5 separate regions of the Homo sapiens genome follow, and regions 2, 3, 4 and 5 are each linked to region 1. A link is a contact called in ENCODE Hi-C or POLR2A ChIA-PET data. All regions are on one chromosome and are shown on one strand. Each heading gives the region's core, a stretch centred on a gene start or an enhancer-like site at or near the end of the contact. The rest is flanking DNA. Distances are from core to core; before and after follow the strand shown. Region 1 holds the start of UBAP2 (ubiquitin associated protein 2). Region 2 holds the start of CREB3 (cAMP responsive element binding protein 3). Region 3 holds the start of VCP (valosin containing protein). Region 4 holds the start of PIGO (phosphatidylinositol glycan anchor biosynthesis class O). Region 5 holds the start of TESK1 (testis associated actin remodelling kinase 1).

What was found. Hi-C counts contacts between places; a loop is a spot of excess contacts on that map. ChIA-PET counts read pairs that join two places held with the same protein, here RNA polymerase II (POLR2A). Pooled maps may share reads with other maps.
Region 2: a loop to region 1 is called in a map of CD8-positive, alpha-beta T cell, with 23 times the contacts of the local background. The contact joins the promoter of CREB3 here to the promoter of UBAP2 in region 1. A Hi-C loop is called at or near these places in 2 of 168 maps with a recorded cell type or tissue (both CD8-positive, alpha-beta T cell), 1 of 37 single-sample maps with no recorded cell type and 9 of 50 pooled maps.
Region 3: a pooled map shows a loop between it and region 1 (25-fold over the local background). The contact joins the promoter of VCP here to the promoter of UBAP2 in region 1. A Hi-C loop is called at or near these places in 2 of 37 single-sample maps with no recorded cell type and 13 of 50 pooled maps. POLR2A ChIA-PET finds 5 or more read pairs at or near these places in 2 of 52 experiments (GM12878 and activated CD4-positive, alpha-beta T cell).
Region 4: a loop to region 1 is called in a pooled map, with 9 times the contacts of the local background. The contact joins the promoter of PIGO here to the promoter of UBAP2 in region 1. A Hi-C loop is called at or near these places in 8 of 50 pooled maps. POLR2A ChIA-PET finds 5 or more read pairs at or near these places in 2 of 52 experiments (GM12878 and activated CD4-positive, alpha-beta T cell).
Region 5: a loop to region 1 is called in a map of naive thymus-derived CD4-positive, alpha-beta T cell, with 6 times the contacts of the local background. The contact joins the promoter of TESK1 here to the promoter of UBAP2 in region 1. A Hi-C loop is called at or near these places in 1 of 168 maps with a recorded cell type or tissue (naive thymus-derived CD4-positive, alpha-beta T cell), 2 of 37 single-sample maps with no recorded cell type and 6 of 50 pooled maps.

Annotation. Positions count from the first base shown.
Region 1 is chr9:34,047,519-34,050,342 of GRCh38, forward strand. It overlaps UBAP2 (ubiquitin associated protein 2), which reads right to left and starts at 1,369. Exons shown (of 29, transcript NM_001370062.2): 1 at 1,307-1,369. It also overlaps the pseudogene RN7SKP114. RefSeq lists enhancers at 479-1,335, 1,336-2,191, 1,472-2,001, 2,192-2,824 and silencers at 1,152-1,201, 1,352-1,441.
Region 2 is chr9:35,731,367-35,734,200 of GRCh38, forward strand. CREB3 (cAMP responsive element binding protein 3) reads left to right here and starts at 1,300. Exons shown (of 9, transcript NM_006368.5): 1 at 1,300-1,535; 2 at 1,630-1,777; 3 at 1,849-1,916; 4 at 2,030-2,119. The coding sequence starts at 1,407. It overlaps TLN1 (talin 1), which reads right to left and starts at 829. Exons shown (of 57, transcript NM_006289.4): 1 at 709-829. MIR6853 (microRNA 6853) reads left to right here and starts at 1,556; the gene lies at 1,556-1,629. RefSeq lists enhancers at 386-435, 1,236-1,285, 1,336-1,425 and silencers at 616-905, 946-1,105.
Region 3 is chr9:35,071,351-35,074,050 of GRCh38, forward strand. VCP (valosin containing protein) reads right to left here and starts at 1,275. Exons shown (of 17, transcript NM_007126.5): 1 at 987-1,275. The coding sequence starts at 1,003. It overlaps FANCG (FA complementation group G), which reads right to left. Exons shown (of 14, transcript NM_004629.2): 14 at 2,489-2,700. RefSeq lists a silencer at 353-982 and enhancers at 1,383-1,432, 1,633-1,772, 1,793-1,842.
Region 4 is chr9:35,095,341-35,098,040 of GRCh38, forward strand. It overlaps PIGO (phosphatidylinositol glycan anchor biosynthesis class O), which reads right to left and starts at 1,251. Exons shown (of 11, transcript NM_032634.4): 1 at 815-1,251; 2 at 1-226. The coding sequence starts at 225. It overlaps PIGO-AS1 (PIGO antisense RNA 1), which reads left to right and starts at 964. Exons shown (of 2, transcript NR_186491.1): 1 at 964-1,080; 2 at 2,420-2,700. RefSeq lists an enhancer at 918-1,257.
Region 5 is chr9:35,603,880-35,606,598 of GRCh38, forward strand. It overlaps TESK1 (testis associated actin remodelling kinase 1), which reads left to right and starts at 1,383. Exons shown (of 10, transcript NM_006285.3): 1 at 1,383-1,959; 2 at 2,105-2,226; 3 at 2,358-2,406. The coding sequence starts at 1,741. RefSeq lists an enhancer at 619-728 and silencers at 1,209-1,458, 1,489-1,788, 1,809-1,978, 1,913-2,207, 1,989-2,248.

The DNA.
Region 1 (2,824 bases), core at 119-2,618:
GATACACAATTCACAGTGAAAAGTGAGGAATGCAATAACTAGTCGCATACCCCTTGTTGAAAAAAGTGCTGTCACAACGGAAGAGGAATATAAGAACTGGGTTCACCCAAGAAATTATATGCCCTTCAAATAAAAGATAATCTTTGGATACCTTATGGAGACCTGAAAAAACCCTCAACTAGCTGAGCACCGTGGTGCACACTGTAATCCCAGATACTCAGGAGGCTGAGGTGAAAGAATCGCTTAAACCCAGGAGCTGGAGGCCAGCCTGGGCAACATATGGAGACCATATCTCTAAAATTAATAGTAATTTTTTAAAATCTCTCAACTGTTAGGATACACTGGTGCTGTAGAAAGACAATAAGCCTAAATACTGGCAAACCATATACCTTCCTTGAATGTGAGGTAAAAACAATATCCAATAGAAGTGGTAGTAAATGACTGGATTACATCAAACAGGAAATAACAGTAATAATGATGGGATCAACCCCTAAAGCGAGCAAGCATTAGAGACCAGAGTGGTGACAGTTGAGATGCGTGGGCAACTAATTAGACTAAAAACTCAGGGGAAAATGTGGAAAAGCCGAGTGGGAAAGTGATTCAGAGGCAAACAACTGAGTTGTAATGCACCAATGAAAGAATAACATTTTGAGTATGTATTATTAACAGAGAGAGCTTTGCCGTTTACAAAGCGCTCAAAAACCTACATTAAATAATGAACTGTGATATAACCAGACTACAGGAACGGCGGGTGTGGAGGAAAACTGAGTCCCAATTGAGACCAATGCCCTACAGAATTGAAAAGAAGTAGAACTGAACTGTGACTCCGGGTAAGCCAGGAAAGGTTAGAGAGCGCATAAGTTGGGGCTATAACAGGGCCAGTCCCAAGACTAGCTACGGGCGTGAAAGCGGAAAGGTGATGAGATGGGACCGACAGCGTGGCGGGGAAGCTCCAGTCTACTGGCAGGCACCGAGGTGGGAGAGAAAACCACACCCTCCAGGGCAGAAACCCGAAAGGGGGGAGGGGAGGCACCCCTGGGGCTGGGTGGGGCCCAGCCGACCTGGACGGGGGAAAGTAGGAAGAAGCACAGGGCAACGTGAGGGGAAGAGGAAGGAGGGAGCCCGGGCCTGGACGTAGAGGGACCGTGGACCTGGCGAGTGAAGCTCGGCCCGGTCCTCACGGGTGGGCGCCGGGGCAGTCTGCAGGCGGTGGGGTTTCAGACGAGCTGAACCCAGAATTAGAAAGCACACGCTGCAGCGCTCAGGGCCCTGGAAGAGGGAAGGAGAGGGAGAGGATGGCAATTACCGCTGCTGCTCTCGGAGGACCCAAGACCCGCTGCCGCCGCCGCCGCTCGTTACCTGCCAATGTGCCTCTTACAAAGCGGCGGCGGCGGCACAGGCTGCCCAACCCGTCACGTGACCTCGCGTCACGGGCGAAGGAGGAGCCACAACACGTCGCTCGTGCGCGGCTTCAGAGTCAGCCTAGGCGGCGCGCGGCCTCTTCCAGCCACCACCTCCACCCCAACCCCGCGAAGCCAACCGCGTGGAGGTGGGGACCACAGAAAGGAACAAATAAGGGAGACTTGATAATATGTATTGTACTCGGAGTCATCAGGAGAGTATTACCCACCGCATACAAGGTGCCCACAACTGCAGCTCGTCGTCGCGCCGTGATGACCTCACAAAGCACCACAGGTTACTCCCCTGTGGCCGCCCTGTGCTCATCACGTGATGTGGTCCAACCACTCAGGGCAAGCCTGGCCTCCCAAATGTTGCACGAGGGGACCACGACTCCCAACATGCTGCACAGCCAAGGCGACCCCTACCGCAGCCTTTCTCCAGCGGGCTTCTAGACGAACCCCCTAGAGACCTTAGAGCCGAGGGAAGGCCGGGACGGAAAGCGGACTAAGCTGGCTTGAAGGACTAATACCATTGGATGCCGCCCGCCATGTGGCGGAGCGTGGTGCCTGCTGGGAGGTGTAGTCCTGGCGGGGGGTGGGGTTCCGCTCCCACGTTCCTGGGCTCGCTCTGCGCCCTGCCCCCTGCGCGGGAAAACGCCAACGGCTAGCAGCGAGAGCCTCGGCAAGGCGGAAGGTGCGCCCACTTTTAGTCTTTTTCAGTGCGGTTTTACTTTTGCCCTCCCAAGCCCCTTCTGGGTGAAAAGACTAGAATCTACTGAACGCCTACTCCAAGTCAGCCGTTTATTTCTGTTATATCATATAATCAACTCCTTGAGTCCAGGATTTTCCCTATTTAAGGATTTAAAAAAAGAACCTTAGAGTTGTTTGTTGACCGAAGAGACCCAGGTTTTCTGTCTTTAGAAAATTAATGACCTCCTCTCAATAGGATCTGACCTGTTGTCAACTCCAAGAATTACGAATAAATAAGATGATGGTTTATAATTGTAGCATGGTGTTTTAAAGTATTTTCCATTTACTGGCCTGTTTGGATGTGAGGGCGTTCTGGCTATCTTGTCACCCCATAGATCGCCAGGGCTGATTCGGCTGATCTGGCTGTCTAGGCGGGTGGCCCCTTCCTCCCGCACCTCTCCATGTGCGTCCCTCCCGAAGCTGCATATTCGGTCGAAAAGGAGGAGCATCCCCCATAGAAGAGGACAAGTCAAGGATATAGGAGTAGCTGCACGCCCGTGTTAACAAGCTCTCAAGGTCCTCTAAACAAGCTCTCAAGGTCTACTTACTGGCCTGTTTTATCCCAAGCTAGTTACATACAAGGACTTTGCAGTCCCGGCATGCCTTATCTCAATTGGAGCTTTCCTCTGTAATAACACTTCACCGGCTTGTGAAAATTAAATGAGATTATGTAA
Region 2 (2,834 bases), core at 50-2,549, 1.7 Mb after region 1:
ATCCAATCCCTGATCCCTGAAACTGATCTAAGTTTTGCCTTTAGCACCAAATCCCCTGATGTTAACCCTAAATGTTGACCCCTAAGCCTAAAGTTCATTTATAATTTGATTCCTAACTCACGCTTTCACTGTTTATCCTTAACACCGACCATGCCAACATTCTTTAATCCCTCAAACAAGCTCTAACCTGATTCCTGTTGTTTGTTGACCCTTAACCTGACCCTGAACTCAAATTATGACGTATGATGGCCATCCCAGCAAACAAGATAATGACCGTAATCTAAACCTTACCTATCTAAAACGGACCTGACTCACACTAACTCTTAAGTTTTAACCCCAGCTTTTAACTCCTATAGCGACCCTTGATTCCTAAACGGACCCCACCTAATCCCCAACTCACCCAAAGCTTTCCTACCCACATGCCCGCTATCAGCTAACACCAAAGCCCGTCCCCGCCCTGCGCCCCGCTGCCACCCGACTCCTCACGCTCCCCAAAGCCTATCCCAGACATAGGACTGCTCCCAGGAAAGGCCTGTCTTCCCCAAGACGGCCTACTTCACGCCGAGCTCAAGCCGAGATGCGCTGGACGCTGACCTCTCCAACTAATAGGACCCGAACCGGACACGCAAGAGAGGCAGGGCCCGCCCGCCCCGGGGCCAGGCCCCGCGGCCCCACCCTAAGGCCCCCGCCCGGCCCGGTCTGGCCTACCTGCGCTGCCTGGCTCTGCGCCCCGCCCGCCGGCCCGCCGCCCCGCCGCTTCTCGGGTCGCCCTCGGGCTCCGGCCTCGCCCTCCCTTCGACACTCTCTCGGCCACTTCCGTCCTGGGAACGTCCCCCACCCGCGGGCGGCGCCCTGGGCCCGCGCTCTATGGTCGCGGGGGGCAGGCAGGAAGCTGCTCTGGCCCCGTTCTCGATGCTCGGGAGCCGCCAAAGCCCGGCAGCCCCTCCCTGGCAGGAAGCGAGGGTGCGGCGCAATCCGGAGAGGACGCCAGGACGACGCCCGAGTTCCCTTTCAGGCTAGAACTCTTCCTTTTTCTAGCTTGGGGTAGAAGGCGGAGCCGGAGCCCCGGAACCCCCGCCCTCGGGGTGCGAGGCGGCAGCAGGGCCGTCCCCTACATTTGCATAGCCCCTGGGACGTGGCGCTGCACCCAAGCCTCTTCTCAGTTGGAGGGAACTCCAAGTCCCACAGTGCCACGGGGTGGGGTGCGTCACTTTCGCTGCGTTGGAGGCTGAGGAGAATTGAGCCTGGGAGGCGGGTCCGGAGAGGGCTATGGAAAGCCGCCGGCGGGGAATCCCGGCCGTAGAGGGACAGTGGATAGGTGCCCGAGGCCTACAGCTGGCCTGGGGCTCGTGTCTGGGCTTCGGACGTTGGGGCCCGGTGGCCCACCCTTTCCGTAGTTGTCCCAAATGGAGCTGGAATTGGATGCTGGTGACCAAGACCTGCTGGCCTTCCTGCTAGAGGAAAGTGGAGATTTGGGGACGGCACCCGATGAGGCCGTGAGGGCCCCACTGGACTGGGCGCTGCCGCTTTCTGAGGTAGGTTGGGGTTCTGACTGGGGAAAGCGTGGGATGTCCATGAAGTCAGGTGATGGTGATAAGGTCAAGGCCTGTTCATTGGAACCCTGCGCAGGTACCGAGCGACTGGGAAGTAGATGATTTGCTGTGCTCCCTGCTGAGTCCCCCAGCGTCGTTGAACATTCTCAGCTCCTCCAACCCCTGCCTTGTCCACCATGACCACACCTACTCCCTCCCACGGGAAACTGTCTCTATGGATCTAGGTGAGTCTGAAATAAGTTTGCGGGGAGGACAGGGTTCATGGGCCTGGCTATTCATACTTTCCCTTTTGCAGAGAGTGAGAGCTGTAGAAAAGAGGGGACCCAGATGACTCCACAGCATATGGAGGAGCTGGCAGAGCAGGTACTTGACTTGATTTTCAGGAGATTACTCTCACATTCCCCAGGTGGGGGCAGGATTCCCCATTCCTCTCTGACATCCCCATGCAACTGCCGTCCACTTTCTTGTTACCCTAGGAGATTGCTAGGCTAGTACTGACAGATGAGGAGAAGAGTCTATTGGAGAAGGAGGGGCTTATTCTGCCTGAGACACTTCCTCTCACTAAGGTAAGACTCTCATTGGTTGAACAAAGGCTGAAAAGGGATTAAAAGTCCCAAGTAGGCAAATTCTGTTAACTTTATATCAATAACTTTAAAAAAGGATTGAGGTGAGAAACTTAGTAGATTTATTGCTAATAGGAAGTTGAGGCAGGTACACAATATGCCAGATGCAAGGGCAGATCCTCGTTTTTGTTGGGCTTATACAAATTTTGGTGTTCTGTTAAAAAAATAACTCAAAATTATCAGTGCAACATTAGTATTGGGCCTTGGAAAGGACTGTGTAAGTGAAGGGCCTTGACACTTCGTTGGCTTCATAGTAATCCACCTCTTGCTGAATGGTAGAACTGTTTAGAGAGTTCAACAGGGTTGGACTAAGCAGTACATGAATAAATGTAAAATCCTTAGTTTTCAGTTTTAAGCAATGAGTGGCAACTTCACAAGCAGAGTACTGGGGTACTATGATGAAATCAGTGCTCATTAATAGAAAGGTTACAGGAATATATATATATTTTTTGACAAGGTCTTGCTCTGTTGCCCAGGCTGGAGTGCACTGATGTGATCATGGCTCACTGCAGCCTTGACTTTCTGGGCTTAGGTGATTCTCCCACCTCAGCCTCCCGAGTAGCTGAGACTACAGGTGCACACTACCCTGCCCGGCAATTTTTTTTTTGGTATTTTTAGTAGAAATGGGGTTTTGCCTTGTTGCCAGGCTGGTCTCGAA
Region 3 (2,700 bases), core at 25-2,524, 1.0 Mb after region 1:
AATGGGCTGAGGTAGCCAAGTTTTATCTAACGCTTTCCTAAGGATGGAGGTGGGGTCAGAAAGCCCCAGAGCCCGGGTAATTTCTCAATATAGCTGGTTGGGGAAAGGAGTGCGCGCACGTTTGTGTTTTTGAAGAGTTAGTGCAACTCTAAACTGCACACCACGAAACCTGGAAATCTGGAAAGGCGCACAAAACACGAACTGAGATTCCAACTTTAGCAAGAACCTAAAATGTTAAAGAAAAATTCCTTTCTCCCCACCCACGAGTCATAACATTAAGGAAAACTGGCTCAAACTTTCTAGTATGAACAACAGGCCTAAAGTAAGAAGACCAGAAGCGAAAGGTAGGGCTCGCCCTCTCCCTAACAGTCCTTCACGACTCAGGTCACACACAGAGGATGCCCACCTCCGGCCCCGCCGACCCGGCTCCAAAAAGGCGGCTGTGAGCTTCCCTGAGCTCGGCGGGCCTTCCCCGACCCCGGGCTCCGCCTCGGTGGCAGAGCTCCTGAGGCCTTCACATGGCGCAAAGTCCACGCCCACCGGGCCCGGCTGGGGCCTCGGGCTCGCGGGGCCTGCTCTCTCCGGGGACCAAAGGCTTTCGGCGGGTGGTAGGCCGGACGGCAGACTGGCGCCCCAAAGCCCCGGGGCGCCGCGCCGGCGGAGTGGGCCGGAAGACCTGGCCAGGCCCAGACGTCCGTTCTAAGGGAGCCAATCGGGCGGGCCGGGGCCTGCATGACACAGCACGATCCGGCCCAGGCTCCGACCCGGACCCAACGCAAGCCCCGCCTAGGGGGCGCGCGGGTGCGCAGCTGGCCCCAGCCGGGCCTGCCGGGTCCACGGCCCCTCACTCGCCCCCTAGCTTCCCTTCCCTCTTTCCTGGTCTCCACCTCTCTGACGCGCCCACGGCCAGGCCCCGCCGGGCCTACCCTGCGCGGCTGGTCCCGGTGCGCGCCGCCGCAGCAAGCGAACGGCGCGCGCACACTCACTCGGCTCCAGAAGCCATGGCGCGCGCCTCTCCCGGCCGGCGGCTGTGGCGGCCCGCGGGTAACGGCTACGAGCGGTGGCAAGCGACCGACTGGGCCGGGGCTCGGCTCTTCCAGGCGGTGGGCGAGCAGCGGCGACAAACCCGCAAGCGGCTTCCCTCTCGCTTCCTCCCACCGGCAGCGAGGCGTCGGGCGAACAACGCTGGCTCCTGATCCGCGAGGTGGCAGTGGCAGTGGCAGCGGCAGCGGCAGCGACGACTCAAACGACGGTCGCAGACGCTTCGCTGAGACTGAGCCGAGAAGAGCCGAATCATCGGAAGGGAAGCTGCTCCCACCTCAGCCAATCAGCGCCTGCCCTGCGGACTCTCGCCCGCCTCTCCGCGCCTCTCCCCAGCAACCCGCAGATCACAGCCAATCAGGAAATTCGCTTGCGGCCTGGCTCCCGCCTCAGTGATGCGACACGCCTAGTAACGCCACGTCAATTGGCCGCAACGCTACGCTTCCTCGACGGATTGGAATTCTCAGCCAATCAACGAAAGGAATAGGGCGAGATCGATTAGTGAAAGGAGACCCTTTAATCCCTTAGAGGCGGACTCTCCCACTTGGCTCCAGTTCATTGGCTCCGGAGTTTATCCTCCTGGAAGAACGTGGCACAATAGACTGAACCCTTGTATTAGTCTAGTCCTATTGTGGTAACCCATACACCCATCTTCTCCCAAAACCTGGAGATCTTCTAAGACGCCATCACCACCCTGACACTTCTTGCTCCTTCTCAACGCTGCCTCCAACCACCCCTACTCTGAACTTTCTGACTAGCACCCCACTCCTACCCCATTGTCACTGCACCCTCTGGTAACCCCAATCCCACAGCCTTTGCAGTTTCTCAGCGCTTGTGCCTTTCTTCCTCCCGTCATTAATATTAATACCTTATAATAAGGCACTCAAATCCAGAGAAGTCAAAGGGCAACCACAGAACACACAGCCAATTCAGTAGAACCCAAATTAGCAAGAAAACTGCATATGCTGGGACTTGAAAATCCTTGGGCCCCAAATAACAGGGGTCCCTGTTAGTAGTCAACAGGCAGCTGTTGGTGATATGCTGACTCAATTCACCTTTCACCCTGTACCCACACAGACACATTTGACTAAGACGAGTCGAATTTCTAGAATTTGGAATTAGGAAGGGAGTGAAGAGTTACTCTGAGAGAAACCTGCCTGTCTCTAAGTAACAGGTACCTGCCCTTGTCCTGAGAGGCCTATCTAGACCACCCTTCAGACCCAACTCCACTCATTGTCACTGTCCTGGGCTTTGGGGCTCTGCATTCAGGCAATGTGAAGGACTAAAGCCACTGCCTCCAAAGTGAGGATTCCTGTAGCCCTTTCCTCATACCCAGACTTCAAGTTCATAAGGTAGACGATGTCAGGAAAGGGCATCATAGACAACTAGCACTCAACTAGACGGTCACAAGCCTTCCCACGCAAGTATATGTAGTAGGCAGACGAGATAAATATGAAATTTTACTCGACAACAGAAAAGGAGAAACAGGAAAAAAGGTGCCTCGAGCAAAGTCAATGACTTGGTGGTGGCAGAGATTGTTTCCTCCAAAACGAGAATGGTAGTAACTAGGGCAAATTTCACAGGCCTACCACCAATCTCACCAGTCCAGGAATTATATAGGAATGGTCACATTCCTAATGATGGTGAAGCAGAAAGCCC
Region 4 (2,700 bases), core at 1-2,500, 1.0 Mb after region 1:
TATCAGCACCAACACAACCCGCGAAAATCGGGAAGCCATCCAGCAGGCCCCAGGTTTCCCTTGGCTCCCCCATGGCAGGGACCCAGGGCCTGGGGGCTCTTGGCAGCTGCTATGGTTGGTGAGCTCCAAACGGGTGAGCAGGAAGCCACTGGTGAAGAGGGCAATGCCAGCGTAGAAGAGGAAGCAGACCCAGGCCAGGAAGAGCAACACTGAGGCTTTCTGCATCCTGATAGGGGTGGGGAAGTAAATTCATTACTGTGGGGCAAAGAACCAGTGGATATTCTGGTCCCTGAATACAAGCCCAGCTAGAATCACTTCCTCCCGGAAACCTTCCTGGAGATAAACCATTTCACAGCCAACCCCTCGCAATATTACTCTCCTCCTATTTCCAGGCTGGGCATGGTGGCTCACGCCTGTAATCCCAGCACTTTGGGAGGCCGAGGCGGGCGGATCACCTGAGGTGAGGAGTTCGAGACCAGCCTGGCCAAAATGGCGAAACCCCGTCCCTACTAAAAATACAAAAATGGGTGGCGGGCACCTGTAGTCTCAGCTACTGGGGAGGCTGACGCAGGAGAATCGCTTGAATCGGGGAGGCGGAGGTTGCAGTGAGCCGAGATTGAACCACTGCACTAGAGTCTGGACAACAGAGGGAGACGCCGTTTCATGAGGTCCCACCCCAGATCTACTGAATCAGGATCTTCGAGGGGTAGAGCATAGGAACGTTCACATGTACAGGCAGGAAATGCTAATGCTGCCTGTACATGTGAACAGTCAGGAGGGAAACTTATTCCAATTGGTAGTCAGGCTCTCTTACACGCCGTTTCTGCGCCTCTCCCCTCGCCAATCTCAATACCCAGTGGAAAGGGATCGAAGCCGCAGGGGAATCCGGGCCCAGCCGACGGCGCCGCCTGGCGGGCACCGAGGGGACGAAGGGGAGGAGTCACTCTCCGCTTCCGGGCGGCCAGGTTCGCCAGGAGACCTGAGGCACGACCTTCGCCACGCAAGGAGGCTGGGGCCCGGGTCGAGAGTCGACTGGGCCTCCGCTGGGACCCAGGCGTGCGACCGGCTCTGCCTCCTCCGGTAACTACCCAGCCTCCCGCTGGGCACCCTAGCCGCGGTACTGAGCACCTTGGTTAGGAGCTGAGGGGAAGAGGGAGACTCCCTTACTTCAGGGTGAGGGGAATACCGGGGGGTGAGGTTCTCGGGAGACCCTGGCTCACCTGCAATGGCACCCGGAAGTGCGGCGGCGGCGGCGCCTGCGACCTGGCAGCACAGAGATGCGTGCGCCAGACAGAGTGGCCCGTCGGTGGCTCCATCGCCATCTGCCGGCACCTCGGTGGAAGTTTGGCCAGGAGCGTGGGGCTGGCCCCAGTTTGATGGGATATTTAGTAATTGAAAATTGGGGACAGGGGACCAAGCTGGAGGAAGAGTTCAGGGAACCACTGTCCATTCATGGTTACGACTAAGAGCACGGCTGCTGGAGTCAAACTTGACTTGAATCCTAGCTTGGCCGCACATATTGTCATCATTAGGCATTACCTCATCTGTAAAATGGAGATAATACTTATTTTCCCTTTTTTGCTTAGCTGAGTCCAACTGAGATTTCATTACTCCTCCTTTCAAAGCCTGTAACTAAATCTTACGACTGAATAATTAAGCAAATAATCCTTCGGAGTGGAGGAGGGGAGGCTGGGCCCAGTGGTTCACACCTGTAATCCCAGCACTTTGGGAGGTCAAGGCAGGTGGATCACCTAAGGTCAGGAGTTCAAGACCAGCCCGGCCAATATGACGAAACGCCGTCTCTACTGAAAATACAAAAGTTACCCGGGAGTGGTGGCGGGCGCCTGTGATCCCAGATACCTGGGAGGCTGAGGCAGGAGAATCACTCGAACCCAGGAGGCAGAGGTTGCAGTGAGCCGAGATTGCACCACTGCACTCCAGCCTGGGCAACAGAGCAAGACTCCCTCTCAAAAAAAAAAAAAAAAATGCCAGGCACGATGACTCACACCTGTAAGCCCAGCACTTTGGGAGGCTGAGGCTGGAGAATCAGTTGAAGTCAGGAATTGGAGACCAGCCTGGCCAACATGCTGAAACCCCAACTCTACTAAAAATTACAAAATTTAGCCAGGCGTGGCGATGTGTACCTGTAGTCCCAGCTACTGAGGAGGCTGAGACTGGACAATTGCTTGAAGCCAGGAGGCAGAGGCTACAGTGAGCTGAGATCGTGCTACTGCACTCCAGCCTAGGCAACAGAGCAAGACTCTGTCTCAAAAAGAAACAAAACCCGTCCACTGGTTTCTCATCTCAGAGTAAAAGTTCTTGCATTGGCTCTACATGGCCCTGCACACTATCTGCCTCTTCCCCTTCTGATTCATCTAGCTGCCACTTCTTTGCTTCCCTAACTCTGTTCCATCCACAGCAGTTCTGCCTCAGGACCTTTGCATTTGCCATCTCCTCTGTCAGCTTCAGTTCCCGATGCCGAAATGGATCTCCATCACCTTCATATTGAAGCTCAACTGTAACATCAGCAAGGCTTCCTGCAATCCCCTACTTTACTAGTTCAGCACCTCCCACCACCACACCCCCTGGAAAAATTTCCCCTCACTTCCTTAATTTCTTCCATAGCACAACTCATCAGCATCTGAAATTCTACACGTATTTATGGTTTATCCCCTCCGAGTAGAATGTGAGCTCATTGAG
Region 5 (2,719 bases), core at 133-2,632, 1.6 Mb after region 1:
ACGCGATACGGACTGTGCTTGTATTAATTCTCTTTTAAGCTTACTACAGAAATATCAATACAGTACTTGAGAATTCCTGCAGGACTCAGCCTCGCTTCCTCGAGGAGCTCTCAGCCTGCCTCCGCACTCGAGACGGCAGCTTTCTCTCCCTCCGCCCACCGTTCCGCCGCTAGGTGGCAGGCGGCTCAACGACGCCCTTTTAAACCGTTTGCCCCGGAGTGGACCGCCGGGATCGCGTGTCACCACCCAACCCTAGCGATGATTGGCTATTTCGCCGAGGCCGGAGGAGGAACCAGCGGCAGAACCGGAAGCGTCTGGTACGGCGAGTGCACGGAGTCCTGAGACTGCGTGCGCACCCAGGCACCGCGCCGACTTAAAGAGGCCAGTTGCAGCCCCTCCTCCGGCCTTAGGGGGCAGACCGTGTTCCTACGTGGAGGGCGGAACCCTCACACTGAGGAGGGCTGGGTCACACTGAGGGGAGGAGTCACCTTGAGAGGAGGGGTCACAATGACTAGTGGATTTCCTCGGAGGTGGGGTCTCACTGCGTGGGAGGAACACAGAGCAAGGGGGTGCAGCACTGAGGGGTTCTGACACACTGACGGTGGCAGTGCCACACTGGGGAAAAGTGCCCCCGAAAGGGAGGTGTCTCACTGAGGAAGGGAGGGGTCTCCGAGGGACAGCGTTCTTTGAGGGGGGTGGGATCTTGCGGAAGGACGGGCTTCCCTGCAGGTGGAGGCTTCTCTCTTAGAGTCTTTTGGGCAAAGTAGTAAGAGGGAGGTCCCGGCTGGGTGGTCACAGGGCGGAGGACCTGGACTCTCTTCTTTATTGGGAGGCGGCAGGATGAAGTGAGGAGGAGTCGGGGCTAAGCTGGGTATGGGCCGGCCAAAGGCTTCCTATAGCCCCGGGGTATCACAACCTCCCGTGAAGGTAGAAGGTGTTAGGGAGGCCAGAGGTTCAAGGTGTCGGAGTCGAAGAGACCTGGGAAATGGGCAGGCTGGGCCGGGGCGCAGGCCAGGAAGGTGGACAGGTTGCTAGGCTACCTCTGATTGCGGCTGGGCCTGAGGGGCCTACCTTTCTGCCCCGTTGGTCCCTGGAGCCCAGGAATCCGGCAGGTTTCTGAGCCCGACCCTCAACGGACAGTAACCCAGGGAGGAGAGGGGACTCCCTGGGCAGCTAAGCTTCGCATGCGCACCATCAGCCCTTAATTCCCTCCCGTTATTCAAGCTCAGGCCGGAGCTTATTTGACCCGGGCGGCCCAGGGCATCGCGGCCGGAAAGCGGGGAGGCGGGGGTGCGCACCTGAGGGGGCGTGGCCGCTGCCGGGAGGCCGGGCTGGAAGGAGTTAAGCGGAGGCCCGGCCCAGCCCCGCCCCCGGCAGGCCGCGGAGCCTGATCCCCGGCGGCTAAGCGGAGCAGCCGCCGCCCGCCCGCCCGCCCGCCTCCGCCCGCGGCAAGCCAGCCCGCCGGCGCCCCGGAGCGCTGCCGCCACCGTCACCGCCACCGCCCGGTCCAGGCCCAAGCCCAGGCCCTGCGCGGAGCGGAGCGGCGCGGCGTCCACCCGGGCCCAGCCAGCCGGCGCGGCGGGGGCGGGTCCAGGATCTTCGGCGGATCTTCCATTCTCAGGGCGGGAGCCGGAGTCCGGGCGCCCGGGATCGGGCTGGGCCCGCGCCCATGGCAAGCGCGGCCTGCCCGGGCCCTGGGGACCCTGCCATGTGAGGCAGGCCCGGGCTGGGGGCCCGGCCATGGCCGGGGAACGGCCCCCACTGCGGGGCCCTGGGCCCGGGCCTGGAGAGGTGCCGGGGGAGGGGCCCCCGGGGCCGGGGGGCACGGGCGGAGGCCCGGGCCGGGGCCGCCCCTCCTCCTACCGGGCTCTCCGCAGCGCCGTGTCTAGCCTGGCGCGTGTGGACGATTTTCACTGCGCGGAGAAGATCGGGGCCGGCTTCTTCTCTGAGGTCTACAAGGTAGGACCGGCCGAGAGGGCAGAGGGGCGGGACCGAGCCTTCAACCAGAGGCTGAAACTAGGGGGCCGGGAGTGCGGGGAAGAGGGTCCAGACTCCGGCGACCCGCCCGACCTGCCCGGCCCTCGCCGGCTGCTCCTGCCCCCAGGTTCGGCACCGACAGTCAGGGCAAGTCATGGTGCTGAAGATGAACAAGCTCCCCAGTAACCGGGGCAACACACTACGGGAAGTGCAGCTGATGAACCGGCTCAGGCACCCCAACATCCTAAGGTGAGCGGCCCCAGTCTCTGGGCAGCTTGCTGGGCGGGAGAGAAAGGGAAAGATCCCGCGGGAAAAGTGGAACTGAGGAGGAGCTGAGGCCTTTAATAGCCTATCCTTCTATCTTCCCCATCCTCTTGCAGGTTCATGGGAGTCTGTGTGCACCAGGGACAGCTGCACGCTCTTACAGAGGTGAGGATAGGCCAGGAAGGAGGGATCCCCACCCCCCTTCACCCCCAAGGATAAAGGGAGTCAACAGGCCTGGTGGATCTACGGAGGACTAGTGAGAGGCAACAGGATCTCCTCTCAGGGGAGGCTTTCCTGAACTTTCCTTTAGGCAAACCACATATAAAAGGCCTCAACTGGTCTTATTCTCTGTATCCCCTAGAACAGTGCTGTCCAATAGAATTTTCTTCAGTGACGGAAATGTTCTCTATCTGTGCTGTCCAATACAGTAGCCACTAGCCACATGTGGTTAAATTTAAATTATTTTCATTGTTTAGAT